Regions from separate parts of the Homo sapiens genome. Here region 2 is linked to region 1. A link is an interaction called in ENCODE POLR2A ChIA-PET data of the cell type or tissue named here. Cell type or tissue: endothelial cell of umbilical vein. All regions are shown on one strand. Each heading gives the region's core, and the rest is flanking DNA. Links, peaks and the distances in the headings are about the cores only. Region 1 has its middle 38 kb from the start of PRPS1L1. Region 2 has its middle 32 kb from the start of MIR1302-6.

Region 1 (5,387 bases), core at 67-5,066:
TCTGTTTACCCAGTTAGAATGTGAGCAGACATTTCTTCTCCTTTCTGTGTTCTCCTCCCTGGCACATGCTAGGCACTCAATAAATGTTAGATATAGTTATTTTATAAGACGACCATAGCTTAATGTATGTGGAACTGTGGAGATTCTTTTATCTTCACCCATTTCAAAAGTTAATCATTGGTATGCATTCTGAGAGCATTTGATTTTTTAAAAAATGAAGATTTTAGTCCCAGGTTTCATTTTTCCTTCTTTTCTTTTTGTCACAAACATCAGTCAGTGCTATTTATTGTCTCAGAGAAAAGTAAAGAGAGGCAGAATAAATAACTAATACTGGCTTCTGAAATTTTACGGTAAAAACCAATAATATGTCAAAGCATACTGATTTGCAAGAATTGAACAATTTGAAGGAGAAAATTATTTTAGGTCTCCAAAAGTCAGAACTTAGAGAACCAAGCAAAGTTTATACCAGAAACTTTCAAACCTTTTTTGACAGTAACTCCCAGAAATAAATATTTTACACCTTGGTTCAGTGTAAAACACACACACACACACACACACACACACACACACACACACACAAAGTATTACAAAACAATACATACCCTTATTACATGACAGAGTTATATTTTCTATTCTGTTTGATTTTATTTAATTTTAACAAAAATGATTTTATAAACTATTAATGAGTCACGATTCATGGTGTGAAAAAATCTCTGGTTTATCCTACAAACCATAAAATGGGAAGAATTTATTGTTAAATGTCAGGGCATCTTTTTCACCACAATGAAAAGAGATAAAATGTCAATTAGCTGTTGAAGAAGAAGACGAAAGGGACGTGGCTAAGATTTTCATTCTGCCTTAGCTAGAAAATCCAAATAGGTTGAGGAGGAATTAAAGAAAAACATCTAAGAAGAACACAGGCCCCTTAGAGAGGCTTGGCAGAAACCCTGGCGCTGATAGAACTTTTGTGACGACAGCTGATGGGAGTGTCTGGGATCCAAGGCCTGAAAGCACACTTGTACAGGCCCATACATTTCAGCACAGGAAGGGACACAGCTGAGTGTCCTTGAGTTCTCAAGTGGTATATAGAAGAACTGAGAGGCCTGGGGGACTAGAAACGGCCCGACACTAGGAGAGAAAACCTCTAAATGCATCAGATCTGGCACCACAGATAGCAGCAGCAGATGTCAGCTCATGATACCCCAAGGCCAAGCAGGGGCAGCTAAGGCACAGCAAATGCCAAGTTAAGATACCAGGTGGGACACGACACATCTAAATGGGGCACAGCCCTTGGACCAGATATTCCCTATTCTCACCCTCAACATATAAATACACCAGGGTGATCATAAATCCCCAGGGGACTTAGTTCACTTTAGGGGAGAGAAGACAAGACCAAAGATGGGGAAGAAGAAAAGAAGGAAAGTGGTACTTTAAAAAACACTATCTGCCTGAAAGACGTGAAATTTTAAAGAAGAGTTAAAGATATTGAAAATGCAGGAATATGAGATTTCCACCATCATTTCTGTACATTTGAGTAATGACTGCCAATTTTAAACCTACTAAACACAGTTGCCAAAGTAATACATTATCCAATGGCTAGCGTCTTCCATCATCAGCAAAGGTTCTCTGAATGATACACATAACGATGAAAATTTTGTCATTCTTCTTGTTTACCTTAACAGAACATAGCCAGAGGGAGGCGATGCTGCAGCAGCCACTGATGGTGATCTCTTGAGGTAGCTGGGGCACTACAGCAGCCAGGCCAAGGCAGGGAAGAGCTGGAAGGCCGTCAGTGGGGATAATGTAAATCCAGAACGAGCCTGGGCTACAGAGGGATATCTGAAATGGAGAGTTTGACTAGCCCCTTGGGGCAAAGCAGTGACTAGAACAGGATCCCAAGAAAGAACGCTTGCTGAACCTCTTATGGCATGAGAACGGTGCAATGGGAACACACTAGGGTCCAATGCTGGGTGACCGAGGAGGAAGACCCTGAACCATTGCGGAAGCCAGCTAAATAGGAGACAGGCTGTGTACAGGAGCTAGTTAGCTAGTTTGTTCAAGAGTAGCTATGAAGCTGAATTCATGATATGAGTTTTACTGGTACCATTTTTCTTTCTTTCTCTTTCTTTCTTTTCTTTCTTTCTTTCTTTCTTTCTTTCTTTCTTTCTTTCTTTCTTTCTTTCTTTCTTTCTTTCTTTTTTTTTTTTTTAAGATAGGATCTTGTTCTGTCGCCCAGGCTGGAATACAGTGGCATGATCTGGGCTCACTGCAACCTCTGCCTCACAGGTTCAAGCCATCCTCCTGCCTCACCCTCCGGAGTAGTTGAGACTATAGGCGTGAGCCACCATGCCTGAGCACTGGTAACATTTTGAACTCTGAACTTGCCCTGCCTGCTTTTAAAGGCACATTGCCTCCTTATGGACAGAGCCCTCATGGAACTCTGATGAGTCACTACTTTCCATTCCCACAAACCACTTTCTTCCTCCAATTCTTAGATCGCTCCATCTAGCTTCCTCTCTGCCCTGCTTCAGTTTGAAGGATACTTGCGTTTTTCCTAACACCTTCACTTTTATTCAACATCTGCCCACTAAACTTGCCTCTCTATAGACAATGTACCTTATGGTAGATGACAAATATGCTCTCATTAGCACTCTTAAAGGTTCTTTGGCCATCCCTGCCTCAACTTTGTATCAGTTGAGGAATTTGTCCTTTTTTTTTTCTGTTATATCCAGGTTACAAAGCACATCTGTAAACTATTGGGTAACTGTATAGAATAGGACCATTTCATGTACAGCCTACCCAATCTCAACTGGTACTTTAATATTGTGTGAATTTTTGAGACAGAGTCTTGCTCTGTCGCCCAGGCTGGAGTGCAGTGGCACAATCTCAGCTCACTGCAACCTCCATCTCCCAGGTTCAAGTGATTCTCCTGCCTTAGCCTCTCAAGTAGCTGGGATTATAGGTGCTTGCCACCACACTTGGCTAATTTTTGTATTTTTATTAGAGATAAGGTTTTACACCATGTTGGCCAGGCTGGTCTTGAACTCCTGACCTCAGGTAATCTGCCTGCCTCGGCCTCCCAAAGTGCTGGGATTACAGGTGTAAGCCACCATGCTTGGCCTGAAATTCTTTTAAAAAATGGCACGTGTTGCTATACATTCTCCCAAAAGCTCTAGTAACCTGCCAGATCTCTTATTTGTATTAATATAAATAATAGTTCATATTTATTGAACACTCCTTGTGATAGGTGCTTTATAAGCATTATCTCATTTAATCCTCATAACAACTCTATGACAGATACTATTCTTCTTTTTTTCACATTCACCAGTTTATTATGAGGGATATTACAAAGGCTACAGATGAAGAGATGCATAGGATGAGATACGGGGGAAGAGATACAGAGCTTCCATTCTCAACCTGGGCTCGCCACCCTCCGGGAACCTCCAGGTGTTCAGCTATCCGGAAGCTCTCTGAAGTTGGTTTTCCTGGGTTGTTATGGATGCTTCCTGATATTAGCATTCCTTCCCCCCCGGGTACAATGCAAGACTCTCTCTGGAATGAGAGTTTTATGTCCCATAATCAGAAAAGTGGGGAAGATTAGAGTCCTGCCTTGGAGCAGGTGAAAGGAGGGCAGGAGAAAGTCAGAGACATTCTGCTTCCTGAGGCTGACCCTGAGGCCTAACATACCCAACATTACAGCAAAAGACTGTAATAGGGGCTATGAGAGTTATGAGCCAGAAACCATGGAAGAAAGCATAGATAGATGATAGATAGATAGATAGAAAGATAGATAGATAGATAGATAGATAGATATCTTTTATATATCTACATATATAAACAGATCATAACACTACAGGCCACCCCCTGGTTTTCGAACACAGATCCATTACATCAACAGAATATTCACAGTAACGAATAATTAGTCCAGTCCATCATATTGTATGAATGTCCCCCAGGGAGAGGCCATTTATGTTTGTTGGCTTTCTTTCAATCTTGTCAGGTTCCAAAAGCAGAAGTGGCCCTGGCAAATGTATAGCTTCACCTTTTCAGGCATCTGGAATAATTGAACTAAGAGACAATGTTATCTCTTGCTCTGAGACCCTTTCAAGTTGTTAAGGTAATATTGGATTTCCCTCCATTTATAACCCATTTTTTCATTTATTTACCCTCAGCTATTATTAGTACTCCTTTTTCCCATTTGTCATTTATTTTTTACCGAAACTTTTCCACCTTCGGAAGGGATATTAGGTTTGGCCACTGTGCTGGTCCACATTGCTGGTAGCAATACTAGTCTAACAAGTGCCTCTCTCTCAGACCATTCCCGCCCACAGAAGGTAGGGTTACATGGGTTCTGGACTCGTGAGCCACCCTACTACCAGGCTATATAGCTGTATTCACTTTTAGCCCCAATTTGCCAGATGGGGCGAAGTCACAATCCACTCCCATCAGGCCCATAGGAATTCTGACATAAAGTTTTAAAACATAGTTTCTTAGTTACAGAAATCATCCCTGCTTCAGCAGTTATGTTGTAGCCCTGGTCCTAGGGCCCCTGCATCATGTAGGGGAGGAAAAAAAATGTGTTTAGATGACTTGGGGAAGAAATAAAAAAATTATAGTCATTAGCCAGCATACCCCTCCCTTGGCAAGAATTGCATATTCATACCAGCAACAGATACTACTATTAATCTCAAACTACAGGAGAAGGAATTTAGGGTTAGAGACATTAAGTCATTTGCTGCAGGTCACAGTCCAGAAAAAACGCATTTTAACCACTCAGCAGCTTCGCATTCTTCTCAACAGGCATTTCTACATTTTCCCTGCTCTCTCCTGAAGCTCTCCAGGACTCCTGCACTCCAGTTCTTTCCAGCAAATGTCCTTAACTTTCCACAGCAATGCAGGAGAGGAGACTGACTGGAGCAACTGTTTACACCTTCCTCTTCCCCCACATCTGTCAGCGTCTTTCCCCCAATATATATGTGAGAATTGTCAAGTCCAGATCCTCCTTTCTTCTTCTAGGTCTTGCATTCATTCTTTCCTTTAACTTCTCCCTACTAACGCTTTTTTTTTTCTTTTTTTTTTTTTTTTAGTTTTTTATTTTGAGACTGTCTCCCTCTGTTGCTCTCTCAGCCTGTAGTGAAGTGGCGCCCTCTCTCGGCTCACTGCAACCTCCAACCCCCGGGTTCAAATCATTCCCCTGCCTCAGCCTCCCGAGTAGGTGGGATTACGGGCATACCACCACACCCGGCTAATTTTTGTATTTTTAGTAGAGACACGGTTTCATCGTGTTGGCCAGGCTGGTCTTGAACTCCCGACATCAGGTGCTCTGCCTGCCTCGGCCACCCAAAGTTCTGGGATTATGGGCATGAGCCACCATGCCTAACTCCTAA
Region 2 (5,387 bases), core at 203-5,202, 110 kb after region 1:
GGATGGGATTGAATTGGAAAGTGACTGAAGTCATGATGACTTCTTGGAAGAGAAAACTCTTCCAGGATTTAGGAGAATAATGGTAATGAGGGTCCATTTATGAGTGGTAGTGATAAGAAAGGAGTAGAAAACCTTTGAAAGATGAATCACTACACATACATTAGTCTGGGTATTGACTTAATTAGTCCCTAAATATATTCCACGCATGAAAGACTTTTAAGGGACTGATTCCACTAATCCTTGCAGGGAACCAGCGCTGTGACTTGGAGGCCTGCAGTGTGGTCTACCCTCATTTTATAGAAAGGAGTAGAGCTAAGGACCATTGTACTATATTTGTGGCCCAGTGACTATAGGGTGCTATGTAGTGGGTTGGGGACTATTGAACACACCCTGTGCTCTAAGCACTTTGCCAGACACATTTTATCTATTTTGTATCTCAAACTCTGGCAGTTTAGTTTATATTTCCCTAGTTCTGCCTCCCTTCTCCCCTGGCAGGTGTGTGGAGACTTTGAAAGGCTAAATACTTTGCCAAGGGTCGTTCAGCTAGGGGTGGCATTAGGATTTGAATCCAGGTCTGATTCCAGAGCCTGAAGTCTTGTAGTACACATCCCATACTCACAAGCAGTAAGTGAAGTTTCCAGGGGGAAAGCCTGTTACTCACATTGAAGTGGATGTCAGTGCTACAATTGCTGTTGGGTTCCATCATTCAGCTTGAGAGAACTGGATACTGCAAGATGAGGGTTAAAGAGAGGAGTGAGAGAGTGTGCTGTATCATGCCTTCTTTTATTTTCTCAGCAGGAAGTACATATTATAGGTCTCTCTTAGATCTAAAAGTAAGAATGGGGAGTAGAGGCTGTGCATTTTTATTTCTACTTATCATTTTGGTTAAAATCAAAAGCACTGTGTCTCCTTTCTTTCCTATATGTAGATTTCTACTATTAAATTAAATCAGGTAACATTATGAATTCTCATTGCCTCTTTGGCCATAGGGTTCTTTCTATAGCTTTTTCAGTAGATGCCACTGTTTTGATCTTGAAAAGTCTATTGAGACATTCTTCCTTTGTTCTTCTATTACTCAGTCCCTCTTTCTACTCTGTGGTGCCTCTGAAATCTATTCATAGATATTCTACTTTTTTCTTCTGTTTTATGTACTTAAATATCTTCTTTAAATGGATCTAGTTCCATTGATCAGAATCATTGGCCCAGATCCCCTTGCTGCTCCACTGTACCCAGGAAGTCTTATCTATTTTCTGTTAATTTTACTGAGTTTTACTCTACATCCCAGCACAGTATGAGGAAGCCTTTAAGATTTCCCTGGGTATCTGAGCCTAAATGTAAACATTTAAAACTGAATACCTCAAGGAAGAGTATGATTGGATTGTGTTAGATCAGGTGCACACCTATGGACTACTCCACTGTGGCCAGGCAAAGGGAGTTTTATTATTGCTCCATCTGGGTTCAGGTGTCCACCCTTCTAGAATACTACTGTTCTCAAAGAAGGAAATTGTGAGCCAGCCCCAGCTTGACTGGGGTCAACAGTACTAATCTATTCTAGAGCACACTGTAGCTCAGGAAGTCTCTAAATAAACTTAATTTCTTCATATAGGTTTTAGATTTCCTAAACTAGATTAGGCCAGATTTGACTTTAAAAGCCCAAACTTCTTAGCATGACACAAGTTCTTTCACAGCCTGGACCCAGCCTATCTTTGTTACCTTTACTTTTTTTTTTTTTTTTTTAGGTGCAGGGTCTTGCTCTACTCCCAAGGCTGGTGTGATCACAGCTCAGTATAACCTTGAGCTCCTAGGCTCAAGTGATCCTTCTGTGTCAGCCTCCCAAGTAGCTAGGACTCACAGGCTCATGCCAGCGTACCTGGCTAATTAAAAAAAATTATTTATTGTTTATTTTTAAACATTTTTTGTGGAAGGGGTCTTGCTGTATTGCCCAGAGTGGTCTTGTACTCCTGGCCTCAAGCTATCCTCCTGCTTAGGCCTCCCAAAGCACTAGGATTACAAATGTGAGCCACCGTGCCAGGCCCTTACATTTTTAACTGTTGCAACTCCCTGCCTTTCATCCAGTAAATCATTAAGGATTTCAATCCTAAACTTGGAGCTAGCAAGTGGCTTCGATTTTAGATAAACAGGAATAGCCAGCCTGAGAGAATACATCGACGTGTAAAGAAAAGTCAAGATGAGAGAGAGAGAAATAAGTACATTTCAGTTTTTCACTTCCTGCATCCAGTCATTCTTAAGTCTCGTTCTATAGCTGATTTTTTCCACGGATATGTTATGTGAGCAATGAATTATCCATAAATTGAGTTTCTGCCTCTTGCAATGGAAAGAGAACCGTGTAGCATAGGTTTCTATAAGTGATCATCTCGTAGCGAAAATCAGACTTTCATTCTGCTGGGGTTCTGTTGGGGGATTAGGAAGCTGTGCTTCTCTGCCCTACTTTTTCACTGGGCCCAGTGTATGTCCCACCTCTTCTGTGATGCTTCCCCTGATTACTACAACACACTGAGATCTCATTCCTCTCTGAATTCCTACTGTAGTTTAGGGTTATGGCTATGTTTTCGCAGGCTTACAAATGGAATTCTAGTATTAATTGAGAAAATCCATAATAAAAAGGCTACTGTATTAGGAAAGTCTTTAAAAGGAATTTGCATTTTTATTACCCCAAACAGCATCCTTATATTTTTGAAATATAGTAGTATATTTAATATACAGGAGGATTTACATGTGTATTTATGGTCTTCTTGCAATTACCCTGTGGCTCGCTAGAGATTCATAGTCTCCCACCACTTAGATGGAAAAGAGGGCAGAGAAGGTTTGGCTTCCTAATGGGTACCTTCTCCAAATAAAACACCACAGGAAGAATGGGCCGGTTTTGACTAAGACTACAGGTCTGTACAGTATGAGTGTGTTTATTTTTTATTAAACATTCTACTTAGGTATATAGGAACATAAATATGAATGCTTTTGCTTATAGATTTCATAAATTATAAAACCAAACCCAACAAACAAATGTTGAATATAAACAACAGAATTGATGAAATTAAAAGAAACAACATTGAACTCTGTGACAAATGATGCTGTATTGTTGAAATTACATTGCCAGTATCCAGTTTAAAAGTATAAAGATGCAGTCTCAGATTCTGTTTTTCTTTAATCTATTTCTATGTTTTATATCAATATAGATACAAAAATTGTCCTTTTACAACCAAACAAACAATGTTAACTTTGAGGCTTTGTGTATGGCTCAGGATAATCAGGCTTTACACATGATCAAAATTCCTCAAATAATCCCTCAAATGTCAGGTTTAATGAGGTATCACCTGAGATCTCTATAACATCTTTTCGTTCCCTTGAAAATGTGATTAGTATTGTGGAGTCATCGAATTCTAAATCAAATCTGTAAGCTGTATTCCAAGATTTCTGGAATGGAGAACAGATTATGTAGAAGCTACACAGAGATAGGATGCATGCATTATCTTCACACTCATGATGATTATAACCTCTATAGTACAGGTACTTTTGCCTGCCTGTGCTACCCAGTGTTCTGTAATGACTCACTTCATCCTCACCTTTTCTCTAAACAGACTTTATTTGTTTAGCAACCTTTCTATTCTTTGGTCTCCACTTAGTTTATGCATGATTCAAAACACCAAGTGCAAACAACATGATGAAAATTTGGTGGCAGTATTTAGTTTTTAAACGTTTATTCAGAAACTGATTAGCATACAACATGTATATTTAGATGATCATCCCAATGAAATCCCAAAATGGAAAAAAAAATATTTCACATCAAGCTCATGGACCTCAGTTTGAAATACACAGTTGCAAATGTTAATTGGCCACTTAAAACATTTTACATCTTGCCTTATGTTGTGTGTCATTAATGAAATTGTAAGCTCCTTGAGGTGAGACTATATGCTTACTGTTTTGTTTTCTTCCATAGCACTGTGTGCATTTGTTATAGTTGGTGACCAAAAAGTGTTTGCTGATTGACCGATTATTAATATATTGTTATTTCCTATTGCTCTGTGACTCAAAGGCAGGGACTATTTTGTTTTAATCTGTGGTCTCTGAATGCGTAGCACAGCAACTCTCACATGAGAAGTGCCTAATAAATGTTCTGAATGAAAGAATGGATGACTTGTTGGCTTTGTGTGTGTGTGTGTGTGTGTGTGTGTGTGTGTGTGTGTATTCGTACTCTTTTAGATCTAATCTCTTATGTACAGGGCACTTCTAACAGTTGTATAGATTAGTGCTGTCCAGTAAGATTTTCTGTGATGATGGAAATATTCTATGTCTATGCTCTGCAACATCATAGCCACTAGGCACATGTGGTCTTTGAAATTTAGCAAATGTGGCCAATGGCCTGAATTGAGTTTTATTTAGTTTTAATGAGTGCATAGTCACACATGGCTAGTGGGCAGCACAGACCCAAATGATAAAATGTACTTTCTCAAACTTATTTGCTCTCATATCTAACATTATTATATTTTTTGGTTATAATTGGATGTTGTTATTTGATTTTGTTGTATTGGATGGATGAAGTGAGTTTATCACTTTAAAAATAGGGCAATATAGTCCACCAAGTTGACTTCATTCTTTCCTAAATGACCAGCAACATTGGATGTCATCTGTTCACTTGCCCCACCATCTATTTTGGTATTTCATCATTTCCTTATTAGGCTAGAGGCCTGACACCGCTTTACCAAATAAGTTTTATGTACACTTTTACCTTTTTTTTTTTTTTTAATGACCCAGGTTATCTTGCGTTTGCTTGTCTTTCTGTTTTAGTCCTTTTTTCCCCTAATAAACCATTTAAACTTGGATTATCTATATCATTATTATCATTTTTAGAGACAAGGTCTTGCTCTGTCACACAGGCTATAATGCAGCAGTGTGATCATAGCTCACTGCAGCCTTGAACTCCTGGGCTCAGCTGATCCTCCTGCCTCAGCTTCCCAAGGAGCTGGGACTACAGGCATATACCACCACACCTGGCTAATTTTTTATTAGATTTTTTCTTTTTTAGAGATGGAATCTTGCTTTGTTGACCAGGCTGGTCTTGAACTTCTGGCCTCAAGTGATCCTCTGGAGTAACTGAGATTATAGGAGTGGACCACTGCACCCAGCCTATATTATCATTGTTAATACCACCATCATCATTTTCATTTCTGGTGTTTATGCTTTGCCAGCCCATATTTGATGTTGTGTACTAACGTCTACTGATAGTCTAAACACATTTCAAATTTATTATAATCTGAAAAATGTCTGAATATTCTTTTTCTCCAATTGTTTTCTTTGCTTATCTTGCCCTTTTACCCTTTCTGGTCCAGAAGAATGAACTAGCACCATATGCATTTAAACATTACAACTCA

The links. ChIA-PET counts read pairs that join two places held together with the same protein. Peaks named below come from ENCODE experiments on the same cell type or tissue, not always from the same donor. Only the 100,000 strongest peaks of a DNase experiment are listed, where the experiment ranks them.
Region 2: POLR2A ChIA-PET joins it to region 1 with 5 read pairs; 2 of 35 experiments call an interaction of 5 or more read pairs at or near these places.

Annotation. Positions count from the first base shown.
Region 1 is chr7:17,987,329-17,992,715 of GRCh38, forward strand. No RefSeq gene overlaps it. Among named protein-coding and RNA genes, the nearest start is that of PRPS1L1, 38 kb to the right of the region's middle. In endothelial cell of umbilical vein, for the core only: no CTCF peak of the experiment used is centred there; a DNase peak (open chromatin) is centred at 2,463.
Region 2 is chr7:18,092,721-18,098,107 of GRCh38, forward strand. It overlaps a transcript of HDAC9 not described here. Among named protein-coding and RNA genes, the nearest start is that of MIR1302-6, 32 kb to the right of the region's middle. In endothelial cell of umbilical vein, for the core only: no CTCF peak of the experiment used is centred there; no DNase peak of the experiment used is centred there.